Linked DNA regions of Homo sapiens: region 1 is linked to region 2. A link is a contact called in ENCODE Hi-C or POLR2A ChIA-PET data. All regions are on one chromosome and are shown on one strand. Each heading gives the region's core, a stretch centred on a gene start or an enhancer-like site at or near the end of the contact. The rest is flanking DNA. Distances are from core to core; before and after follow the strand shown. Region 1 has its middle 47 kb from the start of TMEM230. Region 2 overlaps FKBP1A-SDCBP2 (FKBP1A-SDCBP2 readthrough (NMD candidate)).

Region 1 (3,070 bases), core at 373-2,872, 3.7 Mb after region 2:
TGAACCCAGGAGGTGGAGGTTGCGGTGAGCCAAGATCACGCCATTGCACTCCAGCCTGGGCAACAAGAGCGAAACTCCGTCTCAAAATAAAAAAAGACTGACATTAAGTAAATTAAATTTTCTACCTAGGAGGCTGACAAGTGAATAGCAAAATAAGTCCAAAGGAAGTATAAGCAAAAATTACTAAAGATGAAAACAAAAATAAATCAAATGAAAACAAAACTCAATAATAAATTTTATCAAACCAAATGCTAATTCAATGAAGGAAAAATAATAAAATGGACATTTTTGAAAAAGGTGATCAAAGAAAAAAAAGAGTTGAAAACAAAGATAGCATTTGTAGTAAGAAAGAAAACCAAAGTACAGATACTTGTACAGATTAAAAAAATACCAGGGGCTAGGCGTGGTGGCTCATGCCTGTAATCCCAGCACTTTGGGAGACCAAGGTGGGAAGATCACTTGAGCTTAGGAGTTTGAGACCAGCCTGGGCCAACAAAGTGAGATCTCATCTCTATTAAAAAAACAAAAACCAAAAAGATATCTTTTTTTTTCCATGAATGAAATGCAAATATCCAATAAGCACATGAAAAGATGAAAAATATAGGAAGGCAGGTTTAGTCTCATTATAAAGACTAACTTCCTCAGCCAGGTGTGGTGGCTCTCACCTGTGATCCCAGCACTTTGGGAGGCCGAGGTGGGAAAGATCACCTGAGCTCGAGTTTGAGAACAGCCTAGGCAACATGGCAAGACCCCATCTCTCAAAAAAAAAAAGATTAACTTCCCAATGCATTGAAATAACCCATGAGTATCATGAACTCTGTCACAAGGAAGGGACACCAGAGGCTCAGATGTTGGCTGAGAGGTGACCAATTGTCAGGAGCAGGGGCACTGGTGATCTTAGGGGATGGGAACAGAGAAATCTCTGTTTCTGTGATTTCCATGATCCATTTCCCTGAGCTGCTTGTTTTCACCAATGGTCCTTGTTGTTATGGGCAGCAAAGTCCCTCTAATGATCTCTTTGAGGCTAGCCAGCAGGGGAGAAGTGGCTGTGAGTGGGGCCTATTTTCCTGGCTTGCAGGAAGCCAGGGGGCCAGAGCAGAGGCCCCCTACTGCCCTTCACTCCTCACTACCACCAGCTTCCCAGGTGTCCTGGACGCATGTGGGATGCCTCTGAGATAACCGGGTTAAGGCCAGGGCCTGTCTAACGCCTGGGCTCTGGAGCAGGACCCGGGTTCTGTGGGAGCTCATATGAAGGACAGGAAGTGACCAGTCCACAGACTGGACCAAAGGTCTGTGACTCACTGGTTGTATGTAGTAGGGATCACGCCCCTGCCATGCCAAACACCAAAACTGTAGGTCAGATTGGAGTTGTACTGGAGTAATACCATGACGAGGAGTGGGCTGCACTGGAGACCCCCGTCCCTGGAATGACCGGGGAAGCAGGGGCTGATGTGAGGAAGGGTGGAGAGGGGCTGCGGTGATGGCGAAGGAGGCCACAAGTTCCCGGTTTTGGCATGCTGCTCAGGCCTTCGCCTCCCCATGCTGGCTGTATTCTACCCGCACACCCATATTGGCCCAGACTGGGAAACCTCACAGCTTTGCTAAGTCATGGTCAGGTTAGTCAAGGCCAGTAAACCACGTGGGTGATGCATCATTGCCACCCTGGCACGCCTCCTTCCAGACCAGGCTGGGACTGGCTCTCCACATCCCAGGGCCTGGCCTTGGGCTTCTCTGCCAGCTGGTCAGGGTGAGTCACTCTTCTTTGGAGGATGCTGCCTTCCTCTAATGTTGGACATGAAGGGCTTTTTTGTCCTCCTAGAGTTCTGGAGCATCCCAGAAAAGGCAAAACTAGGGAGCAGAGGAAAGAGAACATTTTTTAAAAAACAAAAATGTTGCCTGGGCGCGGTGGCTCACGCCTGTAATCCCAGCACTTTGGGAGGCTGAGGTGTGAGGATCATCTGAAGTCAGGAGTTTGAGACCAGCCTGGCCAACATGGTGAAACCCCGTTTCTACTAAAAGTACAAAAAAATTAGCTGGGTGTGGTGGCGTATGCCTGTAGTCCCAGCTACTTGGGAGGCTGAAGCAGGAGAATAGCTTGAACCCGGGGGGCAGAGGTTGCAGTGAGATTGTGCCACTGCACTCCAGCCTGGGCGATAGAGCGAGAGAGACTCTGTCTCAAAAAAAAAAAAAAAAAAATCAAAACCCCAAACATACCCAAGGACCCTCCTCCTGGTTATTCACACCTGTGATTAACGAGGTCACACCTTGACTGTCCCTTGGGTCAGACAGAACTTCGCTGACCCGGGTTCATGCTCATCATCCCTCACAGGCAGGAGGGTGTTCATCCCCTCACTCACCTGTTTCCAGTCTCTGGCCCCCACCCCTGGGGTCCTCAGCTGCCAATCCACATACATCCAAGCCCCTGTTTAAGCTTTTAATTGCTCCCACTGACTTCAAAATGAAGCAATATTCCACCGTCTTAGCTTGGGTTTACGTAAAAGTAGATTTCAGGTATGGATAGTTTCTTTGGAAAGGACTCCAAGTAGTGGAGAAGTGAGAAACGGCGCAGGGCGGAAAGCCAAGGAAAGGTGCATTGAAGTGCAGATGATCACTGCGGGCACCAGGCTCAGTCCTGCAGGGATCCTCTGCAGAGCTGGGTAAAAGATGCTTCAGAATTATCCGGTGAGGGGGGAAAACAGGTGGGCAGTTACTCACTGATTCCTGGCACTCATTGGTTGAGGGTTGTCCTCAGGAAAATAAAGCCCCAGTATGTCCAGGCTACTCTACACAGGCTGAGCAAGTCTCAGTGGTGCTGGAGAAACCCGTGTGGTTTCTGCAGTGGGAACATGTCAGGTGTCCTGGAACTGCCCACCACGCTGCAGATGAATATGCCACAATGTCAACAGTGTTTAGGCTCATATATATATATATATATATATATATATATATATATATATATATATATATTTTAAGACAGTCTTGCTCTGTCACCCAGGCTGGAGTGCAATGGTGCCATCTTGGCTCACCACAACCTCCACCTCCTGGGTTCAAGCGATTCTCCTGCCTCAGC
Region 2 (3,281 bases), core at 286-2,785:
ATTCTGTTGCCCAAGCTGGATTGCGGTGGCATGATCATAGCTCACTGCAGCCTCTAACTCCTGGGCTCAAGTGATCTTCCCATCTCAGTCTCCTGAGTAGCTGGGACTACAGGCATGCATCACCACATCCAGCTAATTATTTTCTGTAGAGATGGGGTTTTGCCATGTTGCCCAGGCTGGTCTCAAACTCCTGGACTCAAGTGATCATCCCACCTCAGCCTTCCAAGGTGCTGGGATGACAGGCCTGAGCCACCATGCCCAGCCTTCTCTTTCAATCGCATTGTCTGGCTAGCAGTAAATCAGTCTTCTGTATACTCAATATAATCTGTTATTTCCATGTGGCATCATTTTAAAAGTCATTTTAAGTGATAGGGAATCGGGTAAAATTCCACTGGACTTTATCACAGCCACCCAAACAAATGGATAGCAGATAGTGACAACACCTAACTCCCCCTCTGCCTGCTGGCTGGCAGATTTCTTGGACATCCATTCTCGGGCACACCCTCATTCAAGAAACTTTAAGATGGTGCTGATGGGGAGGTAGTGTGTGAGAATGAGTTACGATCATCGTTACCATTTCTTTGAAGCATTCCAAATTGCTAGCAAACTTGAAACAAATGCCCCTGGCTGAGTCTGGGTGTGTTGGGGGCCAAGTATATAATTGGAAGTTCTCTGGATTAATGTCTATATACAATGCTTATTACAGGTGGTTTTTAAATGTGCTAATATCATATTAAAACTTAACCATAACCACAATGATTGTTTAGAACTGAAGACTAACAGAAGGTTTTTTGGACTAATTTAATCACTGACTTTGAAATTGCCAGTGCAGTGATACTAAAAAGCAGACCTACTTTTGGTGGTTTTCTTGTCACCTTCAACTGTTCTGCAGACTACGTCCCCCTCATTGCCTGTACGAGGTGGGTCTCCCACTGCCCTATTGTGCTCAGTAAATGTTTTGATGATCATAAGGAGAGGTCCTTAATGGGCATCCCAGAAAGGAGTGAACGAGGGAGTGACCCGGGACAGGGAGCCATTGCTTCTGAGTCTTAAGCCTGATTATGCTATGTGTCCTTAGGGAAGCCATACCCTCTCTGTGCTTCAGATGGGTATCCTTTCCCTGCTCTGCTTAGCCTGGATGATGGAGATGTCAGGCCTTGGGCAGAAGTGAATGACAAATGCTTGCCTGCTCCAACCCTGGGCACCCACCTAGGAGTCAAACACATGCCGGTGCTGGGCCAGGTCAGCCTCATCTGCCCATCCCCTTCTCCTCTTGCTCCCCAGCTATCCTTACACCTAGCTAGGCCTTTTAATGCTTAGTAGGGGCCCCTCACGTGAAGGGGCTGATCTCTGATGCTCTCAAGGACCCCTGTTCCTGGAGTTGCCCCATGGCTGCCACTGGGCGCCTCTTCCCAGCCTGTGCAAAAACCCCTTCCCAGTGTCTCACTGCTGCACTGGCTTCACAGCCCCGGGCTGTGGTCCCAAAGGACATCTTCCAGTCCTGTCACTCAGCCATCCCCAGTGAGTTATGCTACAGCTGAGCTTGGCTAAAAGGCAGCCTCATTCCTGCCTGGAACTTCTGCTCCTTTCCCACTTTTAATCTGATGGCTGAGTCTGACTCACTGCAGGGCTGTGAGGACAACAGATGGCCCAGAAGAGAACAAATGCACACACACACACACACACACACACGCATGATATATACACCCCATGTTTCACATTACTTTAGCTAAGGGTAGTGAGATGGCCACAGAGCAAGAGCAGATGCAGCCAGTCATGGCCTGGCTTTTGACCTTCCCCAGTTCCCTGTGCAGTGGTTGCTACTTTCTCTGAGTAGGTAGGATCCTTCCAGAACAGAGTAAAAGGCTGAGTTCCTGCTATGCCACAAAGTCTTTTATATTCAGTTTCCATCACTTCCAGAAGAACGTACATAACCATGAAGGCCTGCCCTTGTAATGTTCACCAAGGTCGAATTTCCCTAGTTCCTAAAGCTTCAATATTACCATTCCAGTCTTCCCGTGACCCAGATAACTCTTTCAAGCTCATCTCGCCAGTGTCCTGAGTCCATTATTTCCATTGAGGGACCACCTCATATCCATCAAACATGACAGGAGAGGTCTGAATGCCATTGGTTGGCAGAGATTGTTTCTTCCCTGGTTCTCCCCTGTGAAGACTGAGAAGTGGTCAGTCTGCCAACATTGAGAGACAGCTCGGGAGGTTTTGTCTGCCTGGTGTATACAGAGGAGGCTGTGATGGGTCACATCTAATGTCTTTCCAGAGCAGAGAGGAGCCCATGATGGGGATGTCCCTGTCCTGACAGGTGAGGGGCAGGACACCCAAACACGTATGCAATGCGTACACTGGAAGTTAAGGTCCATGACGACGGGGACTCTTTTGTTTACTATTGTGTTATAGGACCTTAATAAATATTTCTTCAGTGAGTCACTGGAACCACACTTACAGTATATTAAAAATATGCATAGAACGGCCGGGCACGGTGGCTCACGCCTGTAATCCCAGCACTTTGGGAGGCCGAGGAGGGTGGATCACCTGAGGTCAGGAGTTTGAGACCAGCCTGGCCAACATGGTGAAACCCCGTCTCCACTTAAAATACAAAAAATTTGCCGGGCGTGGTGGTGGGCGCCTGTCATCCCAGTTACTCGGGAGGCTGAGGCAGGAGAAGTGCTTGAACCTGGGAGGCGGAGGTTGCAGTGAGCCGAGATAGCGCCATTGTACTCCAGCCTGGGGGACAAGAGTGAGACTTCGTCTCCAAAAAAAGCATAGAACAGCAAAATACTTTTTCACTCATTTTTTAGCAAACATTTAAAAGATGATAACATCCAGGCTGGGCATGGTGGCTTACACCCATAATCCCAGCATTTTGGGAGGCCAAGGCAGGTGGATCACTTGAGCTCAGGAGTTCAAGACCAGCCTGAGTAAAATAGTGAGACCCCATCTGTACAAAAAATACAAAAATTAGCCAAGCATGGTGGCACATGCCTGTAGTCCCAGCTACTCGGAAGGCTGAGGTGGGAGGATGGCTTGAGCCTGACAGGCAGAGGTTGCAGTGAGCTGAGACTGCGTCACTGCACTCCAGCCTGGGTGACAGGGCAAGGCCCTGACTCAAAAAAATAATAATAAATAAAAGATGATAACATTGTTTTGGTGATAATGCAGGAAAATATGCGCTCCTCATTGCTAAGTGGGCAACACTGCCACATATAGTGGCACGGGCTATGCACTGCACAACTGCATAATTGTAAGAGTGTTACCGGTGGAGG

Evidence for each region. Hi-C counts contacts between places; a loop is a spot of excess contacts on that map. ChIA-PET counts read pairs that join two places held with the same protein, here RNA polymerase II (POLR2A).
Region 1: a map of left cardiac atrium shows a loop between it and region 2 (24-fold over the local background). The contact joins two enhancer-like sites. A Hi-C loop is called at or near these places in 1 of 168 maps with a recorded cell type or tissue (left cardiac atrium). POLR2A ChIA-PET finds 5 or more read pairs at or near these places in 1 of 52 experiments (T-cell).

Annotation. Positions count from the first base shown.
Region 1 is chr20:5,064,494-5,067,563 of GRCh38, forward strand. It overlaps a transcript of TMEM230 not described here. Among named protein-coding and RNA genes, the nearest start is that of TMEM230, 47 kb to the right of the region's middle. RefSeq lists an enhancer at 1,384-1,884. Within about 2 kb of position 1,623, at least 17 of the 41 ENCODE cell types and tissues checked have a DNase peak (open chromatin) inside an H3K27ac peak, as active enhancers do.
Region 2 is chr20:1,340,481-1,343,761 of GRCh38, forward strand. All of the region lies in intron 2 of FKBP1A-SDCBP2 (FKBP1A-SDCBP2 readthrough (NMD candidate)), which reads right to left. The region is part of intron 1 of SDCBP2-AS1 (SDCBP2 antisense RNA 1); the gene reads left to right. Among named protein-coding and RNA genes, the nearest start is that of SDCBP2, 13 kb to the left of the region's middle. RefSeq lists a silencer at 1,425-1,719. Within about 2 kb of position 1,536, at least 3 of the 41 ENCODE cell types and tissues checked have a DNase peak (open chromatin) inside an H3K27ac peak, as active enhancers do.